Regions from separate parts of the Homo sapiens genome. Here region 1 is linked to region 2. A link is a contact called in ENCODE Hi-C or POLR2A ChIA-PET data. All regions are on one chromosome and are shown on one strand. Each heading gives the region's core, a stretch centred on a gene start or an enhancer-like site at or near the end of the contact. The rest is flanking DNA. Distances are from core to core; before and after follow the strand shown.

Region 1 (6,427 bases), core at 3,885-6,384, 160 kb after region 2:
AAGCCCCACCAGCTCTGGCTTCTGTGTTCCAAAATGAGCTCTCTCCCTTCTCCCCAGGGAAACACCCATGCTCTGCAGGCAGCTCTTGGGAGACAAGCAGGGCTGAAATGTAGTAAGAACTAAAGTTGTTATGACGGATGTAACTGCAATTTGAAAGGACTCCATTCAATTTCTTAGCTGAAAGGGTCCTTGGCAACCTTCTTATGTGTTTTTGGAGATTTAGTTGAAGGCCAAATAAATCTGAAATGCTATCTGAACACGTGAAGCAGATCAAAACGCACAGTGACTCTTGTTGAGAGGGTGCCGCCTGCCCTTTCAGCTGACTTTTGAATCCCTAATGGGGCTTTTTGGGAACAATGTTTGTGAACAACTGATTACACCTTCATTCTAAAAGGAAACTGGTGTCCAAGTAAGGGAAGTGACTTATGCAAGGTCACACAGCCAGACAGTGGCAAAGCTGGGACTCATCCCCAGGCCCCCTGACCGCTGGCCCAACACTCCTGTCTCTGCCCCCAAATACCTGGGTTTTCTCTCTCTCCGCTCAGCGCAGTCCCCATCAGCTCTGCCAGCCTGGTGACGCAAGGTACATTCATCCTGCCCCATATTCCCCTAGTGCCTTTGGTCCCTTGGGAATGGGCAGGGGGATTCTCTGTCCTGCTTCATGCTGGAAGTCACCTCCTTTCTACCACTGTTAATTAAAAAAAAAAAAAAATTATGACCCAATTGCTGCTGAGAACAAATGCAAAGGAAAAGGCAGAGACACGCTGCAGGTTTTGCTCATTGCATGATTTCATCTTTAATTAAATAAGTCAAGTAGGCCATCAGGAGTTGGGTTCACATTCTATTCTGCAAAGCAGGCCCTGACTGCTGGGGCTGCCAGCTCTCTGAAGGGCAGCCCCAGCGTTTCCAGGAGACGGCAGATTGTCTGTGGCCATGGCAAGGACATCTGGGACGACAGTGACAGCAATGGGGCTGGGAGCAATGTGGAACGGCGCCAGAGGCTGAGCAGAATGAGCTACATGCTACACATACACACACGTGGATGCATATGTACATACCATGGCAGTGTATGCCGTGAAGGGGTGTCTCGTACCATGCAGACATGAAATAGCAAACAGGGCTGAGGTGTTGGCAAAAAGACAGTGTGCAGGACCTGGGAGGGAGCAGGGGAGCCAGGAAAATTTGGACTAGAATATACAGCTGAGATGGAGACTTCAGGGGGTGCCCAGTTCAAGCCAATGGCAGAAGACGCAGACCACATGGGTCATTGTATCCCCCCAGCAAAGCACCTGATCCATGACATGAGCTAGGCCTGTGAGGATGGCGCCATGTCTGTAGCCTTGGAAACACGTAACAAATTTGTCCCCAGTCCAGTTACGGGGTGCCAAAGGACACGAGACCAAAGGATCTTGGAGCTCTTGAGACAAGTGAAGTTGCCAATTCTGCTTTGTGCTTTTGAGGTAAAGAGCAGCTTCCACTGTCTCTGAAACTGCAGCGAGTTGACAGGTGATGCGGCTGCATTTAGGAAGCCCTGGACCCTCTCCCTTCCATCTGGCTGCGCCTTGTCCTAGAAGCTTCACAAGCAAACCCACCAACTCAGGAGCCCTGGATTTCAGCAGATGGTCCTTCTATCAGCTTGTACAGATCAATAAGACACACTTGGCTTGTGCAGGCATCTGCTTCCACTCAGCCCCAATTTCTCTCCCCTTAGCTCTCCTTGCCTCAGGTATCAGCCCTTGAGATCTGGCTTCACTTTCTGACTTTGGGAATGGGGATGGGAGGGGACTGCCTTGAGGACACAGCCATCCAGTCTTCTGCTCCTGTCTTAGCAAGGGACAAGCCCTACAGTCAATTGGTCTCACCATGTTGCCCAGGCTGGTCTCCAACTCTTGGGCTCAAGCAATCCTCCCACCTTGGCCTCCCCAACTGCTGGGATTACAGGTATGAGCCACCGCACCTGGCCTCTACGGTCAATAGGCCCTAGTATAGGAGAGGATGACCCGGGGCTGGAAGACTTTAGGGTCAGGATATCTCCTCTACCACCCAGGCCAAGAATCAACCTTCTGGGAAGGACCTCCTGCTGAAGCTCCTTCCATTGCCAGACAGACAGATGGCAGAGATGGGAGGGAAAGATGTCGTGTGATGCCTGGTGCCCTCTGTTCTGTGGGGTTTGGTCAGCAGCTGCCCCACTACGCCAGCCTCTGGCAGTAGCTCCCAGGCTGAGGGTGCTAGCAGACCGGAAGTAAACTTGTTATTAAACATCTCTTTTCTGTTTATTTTCAAGTGCATGTATTGCAGAAGGACAAAAGCCTAAATTTGCTTTATGTTCCTCAGCTTTTGGAAAATAACTCGGTGACCACCTGCGGTGTATGTGACAGAGACTGGCTTCTATGCACATCTGGTCTTCTCTTTCCCTCTCTATGGGGACCTGAGAATCCTGCCCTCCACTAACTACTCCCAAGGACCCTCCAGGGCCCTCATCCATTCCTCAATTTATAAACAGGTCCCGAGGGGAAGATGGGAACAGGCAGAGTGGGGACAGCCTGTGAGCATTGGACGCTGCTGTGTCTCACCAAGGCCTGGAACGTTCTGAGCCATTTCTATATGCTGGGCCGCAGAACTCATCAACAAGAAAGAACATGAGTAAACACTCATTGCTGAATGGTCCCCTTGTGCTAGGGAGGCTGGCGGCCAGTGGAGAGAGGCCTCAGCTGCTCCCTCTGTCTCCGGGCAGGTGGGCACCTTGCAGGGGAAGGCTTCTGGCAGACAAGCTGGAACAGAGGAGAAGCCAGGGCTGGCCTCGCTGGAAAAAGAGGCCCGGCCACCAGTGCTTCCATCTTCTCCATCCCAGCTCCAAGCTGAAAATCATATCCACATGGGTGACTCCAACCATATCCATAACGTTTCAAGCCAATAGTCACACCACACTGTCCTTCCCCAAACCCCAAGGGTTCCCAGAGCATCGCTGAGCCCCAGGGGAATACACTTCCAGGAAACATCCACGCGCTTGTGACCTGTCTCAAACACCCGGGCAGAGGTAATACAGCAGCAAGGGCCCTGATGTAGCATCTCAGATCAACAAGAGAGAAACCAAGGGATCTCAGATCTTAAACAACGTCCTGGGGCCATCGTGGTGCTGGCGCTCCAGCTCATTCTCCTCTTGTGTTCTGAATCGTCTTCTGGTGTCCATGCATGAACGGAGTGTGTGAATGGTTTCTATTGTTATTTTGTCTTTCTTGATTTGGGTACAGCTTTGAGTCCCTGCAGATAATAAGGTATTTTCTGTCTCTTCTTTTCAAAAAATAAATAAATTAAGTCAACCTGCAGTGTGCACATTGTCAATGTCCTGAGAAGTCCCAAAGGCCCATTCTTGGTACCATCCTCAGAGGGCGGAGTGGGAGGTCTTGGCCCAGAGTAAGAAGGAGGGATAAAGTCTACTGTCCACATTAGCAGGGCCCCTAGGAAGAGCCTTGGATGGAGGTGGCTGCCCCCTCCCCAGTCCCAGCCCCTCCGACCTCCACATGGGGAACAGAGGAGGGAGCAGTGGGGAGGCTGGGGAAGAACGGCCAGCACTTCTGGGCCTGCCAGAAACATCCTGGCCCCACGGTCATGTTTTCAGAGCTGGTGTTCCTTTGAACTCCAAATTAGAACCATGTCTCTGCACAACTTACTCTTGGACTCTAAAACCAAGAGTGTTGGGGTGTTCAGGCAAAATAGCAAAAGAAAAGAAAATAAAAAAAACCCAAGAGTGGAGACCTCCTTGAATGACTGGAGTCCACAGTGACAGAGACCCAGCAGCTCAAATAGGCTGATTATAGCGAATCCCATGAGATGGTTACTGGCCTCACCTTCTCCAATGGTGGCTTCCTGCCAGGACACACTCTTCCCTCCCCCATGGCAATGTTGGACTCAGATCCTGTACTTCCATGGTGTCCATATTACTCAACCCAAAATGCAGCCCTCTGGGTTTACAATGGGCCGTATCTGACAGAGAAATTGTCCAGGAAACCAGAAGCAGAGCTGGGCAGCCCTCGGCAAACCCTTGCAGCTCCTTGTAAGCTCTGGATACTGAGTTCTGCTCCTGGGTTTGAGGTGGGAGTGGGGAAGGCCTTCTACTCTGGGTACACTTGTCGCTTGTCATGAGGCCCCTGCCCACCCAGGAAACATGTTAGGGCCTGTGAGGGATTTTCAAATCCAGCTTCTTCTCAGGGAGGGGCGAGGGCTGCAAATCTCTGCTGCTCTGGACACTAGGCAAGAACGCTGGTGGCTTTGAGATTCATCCCACATGGGGTTCAAACAGAAAAGCCCATAGGGCACTGTGGCCTGCCACGTGGCCACCTCTCCTCGTTCCTCCTGGGGAAGGCTCCTCCTCCTGTCCTCTCCCTCTGCCAGGAGCCAAGTGCTCCCTGCTGGTTTTCCCCAGCCTCCCTCAAGCCCTCAGGCCTCCACTGCTTGGAAGAGGCGCTCCTACAGAAACAAAAGCAAAAACACAGCCATGAAACAAGAAAGACACCAAGCCATAAATAAAAGCCCGAAACAAAACACCCAGCACATCCTGCGTTAAGCAATACTCTTCCCAGGGCCCTAAGGAGGAATTCCAGGCACTGGCTGTAACCACAGCAACCAACTGGCTGACTCCTGTCCACGAGGGAGAAGGCGGGCTTCTCAGGGGAGGGGGGGCATCCTGGTGGGACTTCTCCCCCACGGGCACTCTGTACTTTCCTCTTGGCCCTACCCCAGATGAGGCCTGGCTGGAAATGGAAGGCCCCGTGAGCTGCCTTTTGCCTCCAGGGACCACAGCTGCTTCTGCCTGCCAGGCCTGAGGCAGCCTTCAAATATGGACATGTTCGGGAGCCAGCCAAGCTAGACGGGGCCTTTGGCTGCACCATTTCAAAACATCCTGCCTGCCAGCCGCAAGGATGTGGATGGGTCAGAGGAGGTAGCCATGAGAATCTAAGGCGGGCAGGGGCTTTGAACGCTGCAGTTCTGAATCCACTGTTCAGTCCAAACCCGGCCAGGGAACTGTGTCATGTCATGGCCCTTTAACGCGTTTCTTTCCCCTGCCCTGCCCTCGAAATAATCCTACAAATGTTAAGCACAGGCTCCTCTGAGGTGTGTCATACAGAAAAACCCTGTGGGCATAAGCAGCGAGGAAGCTTGTCTGCATAGATGTGTGTGCACTTGTGCCTTTATGATGCTTGTCTATGTATGGTGTACATGTATGTATGTCTATACGCATGTGTGTGTTTTGCAGCTCTATAAGGGGCCCATATTCATCAGTAACCAGCACAGCCAACCCATTCATGAAAACGCTGAATCGCTCTGTACTAGTTGGTAAACAGCCACTGTCACCTCAAACGAGCCTCAAATGCCACCTTTGACACCCACGGCTGTCCTAGCCCCTCCTCCAAGGACCCACCCAGATTCCAGACTTCACCATCCAGACAAGAAACGGTTAACACCAAATAAAGCAGGAGGTCTGACTGTCACTGGTCAGAGCCTTGCCCCTTCTGATTGTTAAATATTTGGACTCTGGCCTGCAGGGTCTCCAGGCACGAATGTATGTTTCTGTGTGTGTGAGATCGAAGCTTGCCAACAGGCCCGGGCCTGCCTAGGCCTGCTCAGGAGGCTGCAACCCGTTGGGTCTGGGTGTGATGGCCCTCAAGGGGACCGGGCACTGTCCTGTTCTCCGCAATTAACCCTGGGGCCGCCGCTTTGGCTGGAGCGCTGGCTGGGGGCCCTACTGCTACAGGAGGCGCTGCCCGCTCATGGCGCTGTGCACCCGCCCTCTGCGAGGGCTGCGGCAGAAAGACGGGGCAGGCCTTTCACGAGGAGGGGCATACGGGGCCCCGGCCCCCCTACGTGACCCAGAAGGTGCCCCTCTCCTCCAGCAGGCTGACTGAGCGGTTGGTGAGGGCGGCGGCGTCCCGCGCCAGTTTGTAGCCGAAGAGGCGCATGGCAGGGCCGCAGGCGGCCTGCACCACCTGGGCCAGCTTGAAGGGCATGCTGAAGCGCCACTTCTCGAACTGCTCCGAGGAGTTCTTCTGCGTGGAGTAGATGCCGCTGCCGTCGTGGGCCGCCTGCGTGTTCTTTTGGATCCAGTCTTCCACCTGCGGGGTCAGGGGGATGCCGGCGAAGCGGTACATCTCGCGGGCCTTCTGCAGCGGCCCGCGTGCCACGTCCTCGTAGCGCACCAGCATGTAGCGGCCCCGCAGCCAGGCGGGCTGCCGCAGCCCCAGCTCCGCGGACAGGCGGATGCTCTCGCAGTTGCCCCGCAGCCGCTGCACCTCCTCTTCCCTCAGGCCGTCCTGGCCCTCGTCGTCCAGCCACTTCTTCCAGGTCTTATACTTGCCGGCGAAGGCCACCATGCGCGAGGCCAGCACGGCCCGGGGGTCGCGCACCAGCTGGATGACGCGCAGGTCCAGGC
Region 2 (6,672 bases), core at 2,151-4,650:
ATTTTTTGTCTCTGGCAATTGGCATGTACCACCAAGGCAGAGAGCTATAAATTATTTACATTCTGGGTGCTACACATTTGGATCAGATTCTTCACTAGCATGTAGTGGAGTGTGAGCTTACAGGTCTATGTCTGGAGAGAGGCCTCCCTTCTACTTGCTGACAGCTCTGGCAGTTGCACCTGTGTTGTATCCCATCTCATGGAAAGGATGGTTGAGCTTTAAGGAAGCAGAGAATGCTTCATGATGGACCAATCCATACTGCTGTCTACTGCCCTTTTCCCCAAGCTTGATATGTGTAGATTTTATTATGTCTTGTTAATTGTTCCTACTGATAGTATTATTAGCAGTTCTGCCCCACTCGAGCCCAGGGTGCTGGATTAAAAGTGATGCCAGTGAAGGGCCTGTGATGATGTGGTGACTGCTAGTGGTAAATCATGAGCTGCAGTTTGAATGAGAGGGCTAAGCTCCATGCACTCAGGACTGATGAGTCAGGACATGACCTTGAACTCGGTGAACTGTGACTTAGGCATGTACATAAGTTTTCTTTAGAGGAAGCTTTCGCATGCATGGATGAGGCCTTATTTAACAAGAAAGAAACTGAGGCTTAGTGATGTTGTGACTTAGTCATAAAGAAACATGTTTATTTTCATAAACAAAACTGCCCCAGGAAATTCCTGTTACTTCACTCTTTGCTTCTCCCTGCTGGGTGGAAGGTCAATACCATTAGAACTTTCAGGCGCCAGCCTGGGTGGCCAACCTAATGGAGTAAGATAGTTCCAGCTCCAAGTAATGGCAAGCTTGGAGCAGGGCCCAGTGTAATTAAACCCCTGCAGTAAAGAATTTGATGTTCGTTGGTCTTCATTCATCTCAGTGAATGGGCTTGGGGCAGGAATATGATGATATATTCCGAGCAAAGAAAAACAGTGGCTCTAGAGATTTATGCCGTTGCCTTGAAGGTTGTTTGGTTCCAAATTAAATTTAGATAATTCAGTAAGAGAAAAGTTTCTCTTGGTAGATGGCATTGTGAGGTAGGGCAGAATTTAGAGCGTTTCTCCATTCATTAAAAGACTGTCCAGTGGAGTTACTTGTAAATTATATAGTCTACAGTAGAGTTAAGGATTATTTGAACCCTTATGACTCATAATTCCAAAAAGGACTTTCGATCGTGTGACCCTTAGGTGTCCTGTCTGTACCTTGTCTTGCTCCATTGCCTTCTGTGTGTTTTGTTTCCCAGTACTTGGTGTTTTGGTGTTTTCTTGGCAAGTAAACTCAAGTTGACTAGAGTGCTAGGCTCCCAAAGGGTAAGGCAGGGAAAGCAAAGTTGTAGAACTTCCTTTTTCTAGCTGGGTATTAGAGCAAATTTATGCAAGAGAAAGTTGAAGAATAAAGAGAAAGAAAAAGGAAGAAAGAGCAATGGAATATCAAAGTGACTGAGATAGTAAGCTGGGAATTTTAAACCATTAGGCCATTTTCCCCTTATGTTTCCTAGTCATTTCCAGGTCTAGAAAGGTACTTGTGTGCACTTTCAGGCCTTTAGAATTGAGTCTGGCTCTACTAGTTAAGTCTTGATTTGGCATGCTAGTGACAGGGCATTTCTTTCCCTCATTTTTCTCTCTCTAGTCACTATATTTTATATATAAAAAAATATAAGAAATATATATATAATATAAAAATATTGTATATAACATATATAAAAATATAAAATATAATATATAATATAAAATATATAATATATAATATAAAAATATAATATATAATATATATAATATAAAAATATAATATATAATATATATAATATAAAAATATTATATATAATATAAAAATATAAAATATATATTATATATAATATAAAAATATAATATATAATATATAATATAAAAAATATAATATATAATATAAAAATATATAATATATGTAATATATATAATATAAAAATATTATATATAATATATATATTATATATTTTTAGAGGAACTAGTGTAATTTTACCTTTAAAACATCTCAACATTGGGCTGGGTGCAGTGGCTCATGCCTGTAATCCCAGCGCTTTGGGAGACTGAGGCCAGCGGATCACTTGAGGCCAGGAGTTCAAGACCAGCCTTGTCAACATAGCGCAACCCCATTTCTACAAAAGAAAAAGAAAAAAAGAAAAAAAAGCCCAACATCTATAAAAGCTTAAAAACAAACTGTTTCCTCTTTTATTTGTGCTTAGAGTTTTTCTTTTTTTTTTTTTTTTTTTTTGAGACTGAGTTTTGCTCTTTTGCCCAGACAGCAGTGCAGTGGTGCAATCTTGGCTCACTGCAACCTCTGCCTTCCGGGTTCAAGCGATTTTCCTGCTTCAGCCCTCGAAGTAGCTGGGATTACAGTTGTGCACCACTAGGCCTGGCTAATTTTTTGTATTTTTAGTAGAGACGGGGTTTCACCATGTTGCCCAGGCTGGTCTCGATCTCCTGACCTCGTGATCCGCCCGCCTCGGCCTCCCAAAGTGCTGGGATTACAGGCGTGAGCCACTGCACCCAGCCTTGTGCTTAGAGTTTTTCTAAAAAAACTTCAAAATTGTTAAATGTAACACACATCAGAAGACGATACAGAACAAATGGATGCTTTTATAACCACCGTGTAGGCTGGAGATACAATCTTATCAGCACCCTAGACTTCCTTGTCTTGCCTTTGTCTTCTTCCCCTGAAGGGTAACCACTGTCCCAACTTTTACAGTAATCACATCCTTAGTTTTCTTTAGTTTTATCACCCAAGTGTATTTCCCCAAAGATGCCTTAAAAAACATTTTGGGAAGGGGGCATGTGACAGGCAGAACAATGGCCCTCCAAAGATATTCACATCATAATCCCAAAACCGGTGACTATTACCTTTTATGGCAAAAGAGACTTTGAGATGTGATAAAGTTAAGGATGTTGAGATGGGTCTTTATAAGGGAGTTGGGCTGGGCGCGGTGGCTCACGCATGTAATCCCAGCACTTTGGGAGGCCGAGGTGGGCAGATCACTTGAGGTCAGGAGTTCGAGATCAGCCTGGCCAACATGGTGAAACCCCATGTCTACAAAATTAGCTGGACATGGTGGCGGGTGCCTGTAATCCCAGCTACTCAGGAGGCTGAGGTAGGAGAATTGCTTGAAGCCAGGAGGCGGAGGTTGCAGTGAGCTGGTATCTTGCCATTGTACTCCAGCCTGGGCGACAGAGCAAGACTCCGTCTGAGAAAAAAAAAAAGAGGAAATCAGGAAGGTCAGAGTCAGAGAAGGAGAGGTGACGATTAAAGTGGAGATTGAAGTGATGTGACTCTGAGCCAAGACATTCAGGTAGCCTCTAGAAGCTAGAAAGCTCAAGGAAGTGATTTGCCCTGGAGCCTCCGCAAGGAATGCAGCCCTGCTGACTCATGTTAGACTTCTGACCTCCAGAAGATGGTAGGATAAGTTCGTATTGTTGTAAGCCACAAAGTCTGTGGTAATTTGTTATAGCACCAATAGAGAATTTATACAGGAAGTAGTTTTAAACTCACAGAAAAGTTGAAGAAAAGAATAGTATCCTTTATTCAGATTCACCTATTGTTAATATTTCACTATTTGTTTTCGTATTCCATTTTTATCTTTCTCAACTGCTTTAGAGTGAGTTGCACATGTCATAGCCCTTTAACCCTAAATATTTCAAAATATTTTAATTAAAAATATTGGGGGGGGTGGGATCTTGCTATGTTGTCCAGGCTAGTTTTGAATTCCTGGTCTCAAGCTATCCCCTCAGCCTCCTGAGCAGCTGAGACTATAGGCGTGCACCACTGTGTCTGGCAAAATTTTTTTTTTGCATAATAATGTTATAGTTCTCAACCTCAATACGTTTAACATTGATAGTTTTATCTAATTTACCATCCACGTTCAAATTTTGTCACTTAATCCAGTAATATCCTTTGTAGCATTTTTTCCCTCTCTAGTTTGGGATTCAGTCTAGGATTAGGTGTTGTATTTAATTGTCATGTTTCTAGCCTCCTTGAATCTGGAACATTTCCACAGGCTTTCTTTGTCTGCCTTTCTTTCTTTTTTTTTTTTTTTTTTTTGAGATACAGTCTCACTCTGCTGTCACCCAGGGTGTAGTGCGGTGCTGTGAGCACCACTGCACCTTGAACTCCTGGGCTCAAGTGATCCTCCTGAGTAGCCAGGATTCCAGGCACGGTGCCACGCCGGCTCTTTGTCTTTCTTGACATTGGCTTTTTAAATAGAATGCTTCTCACTTTTGATCTGTCTGGCATTTCCTCATGAGTAGACTTAGGCATTCCTGGATGGAGCATTGCATAGGTGATAATGTGTCCTTCTTAGAGTATACAGTGTCCCTCATTGGTGATGTTAATTTTGACACCATCCAGTCAGTGTTGATTAATTTCTTTATAGTTACTATATTTTTACCTTTCAACCGATAAGCAGTCTAGAAGAGGACATTTTAAGACTATGCAAATATTCTGCTCCTCAACAAAATTTCTCCTTAGATTTAACATCCTTTAATGATTCTTGCCTGATTTTTTTTTTTTTCTTTGAGACGGAGTTTCACTCTTGTCGCCCAGGCTTTAGTGCAATGGCACGATCTTGTCTCACTGCAACGTCTTCCTCCTGGGTTCAAGCAATTCTCCTGCCTCAGCTTCTTGAGTAGCTGGGATTACAGGCACGTGATACCATGCCCTGCTAATTTTTGTGTTTTTAGTAGAGACGGGGTTTCACCATGTTGGCCAGGCTGGTCTCGAACTCCTGATCTCAGGTGATCCGCCCATCTTGGCCTCCCAAAGTGCTGGGATTACAGGCGTGAGCCACCACGCCCGGCCTTGTGTTTGTTGATTCTTTCTTAACCCCCTCTAGTGTGGATTTGATATTCATTTAAAATACAGTTGGGTTTATTTTTAGTTTACTTTCAAATTAGGTTTCTTTCCCTTTTCCATACTTGTTTATTTTATGTTTGAATATGTAGACCATTAACGTGCTTCCAAAAGTCAAAACTATGTAAGAGGCATACATACCCAGAAGTGTCACACATTCTTGTATTCTTTCTGCCCCTTTCTCCTTCATCCCTTGTGGGTGACCAATATCATTGTTTTCTGGTTTATTTGTCCTGTGTTTTTTTTGTAAAAATAAGCATATATATATTAATGTATGTTTTCTTATTTTCCCTTCTTTCTTAAATGGTAGCAAGTATAGAAGCTCTTCTGCACTTGTCTTTTTTTTTGAGACAGGATCTTGCTCTGTCACTCAGGCTGGAGTGCAGTGGCACTATCACAGCTCACTGTAGCCCCGACCTCTGGGACTCAAGTGATCCTCCCACTTCAGCCTCCTGAGTAGCTGGAACTACCGGCATGCATGTGCCACCACACCCGGCTAATTTTTGTATTTCTTGTGTAGACGGGGTTTCACCTTGTTACCCGGGCTGGTCTCAAGTGATCTGCCCACCTTGACCTCCCAAAGTGCTGGGATTGCAGGTGTGAGGCAACCCGCCCTGTCCTGCACTTTGCATTTCTCATTTAATAATAGGTCCTGAAATATCACTCCAGATCATTGTATACATGTGTTTATACATAGTTTGCAACCATTCTATACTTGAGCATTTAAGTGTTCTGCAGTAATGCTGTAATGTCTAACCTCATGCATACATATTTTACGTTGTTGATGTATCTTCAGGATAAATTCCTAGAAGTAGGATTGTTGGGTATATTAATCTGCTCAGGCTGCTGTCATAGAATACCACAGACTGGGTGGCTTAAACAATAGAAATTTGTTTTCTCTTAGCTCTAGAACTTGGAAGACTAAGATCAAGGTGCTGGCAGGGTTGCTTTCTGCTATAGCCTCTTCCTGGCTTGCAGATGGCCACCTGCTTGCTGTGTCCTCATGCGACTGTTTCTCTTTGCCGGCCTTTTCTCTGTGCTTTCTCACTCATGGTGTTTCTTCTTCTGAATAAAGACACCAGTCCTGTTGGATTAGGACCCCACCCTTATGGCCTTGTTTAACTTTATCCCCAAAAGGCCCTGTCTCCAAATACATTTACATTGAGTGGAAGGGCTTCAGCATATGAATTTGGGGGGCACACAATTCAGTCTAGAGCATTGGGTCAGATGGTAAATACTTATTTATAGTGTCTTTTGTTTTGTTAGATATTGCCAAATTTCCCTCCACAGGGATTGTACCATTTTGCATTTCTGCTAGCAATGTATGAAAGTGCCTGTGTCCCTACAGCCTCTCCAACAGAGTGTATTGTGAAGCTTTTGATTTTTTGTCAGTTTGATGGGTGAGAAATGATATTCAGTGTAGTTTTAATTTGCATTTTTTAAATGAGCAAAATTATATGTCTTTCTACATGTTCGAGTCATTTTTATATCTTTATTCATGTGAAGTGTCTGTCTTTTGCCTATTGTTCAATAGCATTTTGAGTTTTTTCTTTGATTTTTAAAAGTATTTTATTTTATTTATTTATTTATTTATTTGAGATGGAGTCTCGCTCTGTCACCCAGACTGGAGTGCAATGGCACGATCTCGGCTCACTGCAACCTCCACCTCCCAGGTTCAAGCAATTCTGCTGCCTCAGCCTCCTGAGTAGCTGGAACTACAGGCGCGTGCCACCACGCCCGGCTAGTTTTTTTGTATTTTTAGTAGAGACGGGGTTTCACTGTGTTAGCCAGGATGGTCCCGAT

The links. A loop is a pair of places that touch in the nucleus more often than their neighbours do. ChIA-PET counts read pairs that join two places held with the same protein, here RNA polymerase II (POLR2A). Pooled maps may share reads with other maps.
Region 1: a loop to region 2 is called in a map of mammary epithelial cell, with 4 times the contacts of the local background. The contact joins two enhancer-like sites. A Hi-C loop is called at or near these places in 1 of 168 maps with a recorded cell type or tissue (mammary epithelial cell) and 1 of 50 pooled maps. POLR2A ChIA-PET finds 5 or more read pairs at or near these places in 2 of 52 experiments (activated B cell and activated T-cell).

The regions. Positions count from the first base shown.
Region 1 is chr10:72,007,903-72,014,329 of GRCh38, reverse strand. CHST3 (carbohydrate sulfotransferase 3) reads right to left here. Exons shown (of 3, transcript NM_004273.5): 3 at 772-6,427. The coding sequence ends at 5,859. Among named protein-coding and RNA genes, the nearest start is that of CHST3, 47 kb to the right of the region's middle. Within about 2 kb of position 5,134, at least 28 of the 41 ENCODE cell types and tissues checked have a DNase peak (open chromatin) inside an H3K27ac peak, as active enhancers do.
Region 2 is chr10:72,167,984-72,174,655 of GRCh38, reverse strand. The region is part of intron 5 of ASCC1 (activating signal cointegrator 1 complex subunit 1); the gene reads left to right. Among named protein-coding and RNA genes, the nearest start is that of ANAPC16, 45 kb to the left of the region's middle. Within about 2 kb of position 3,400, at least 9 of the 41 ENCODE cell types and tissues checked have a DNase peak (open chromatin) inside an H3K27ac peak, as active enhancers do.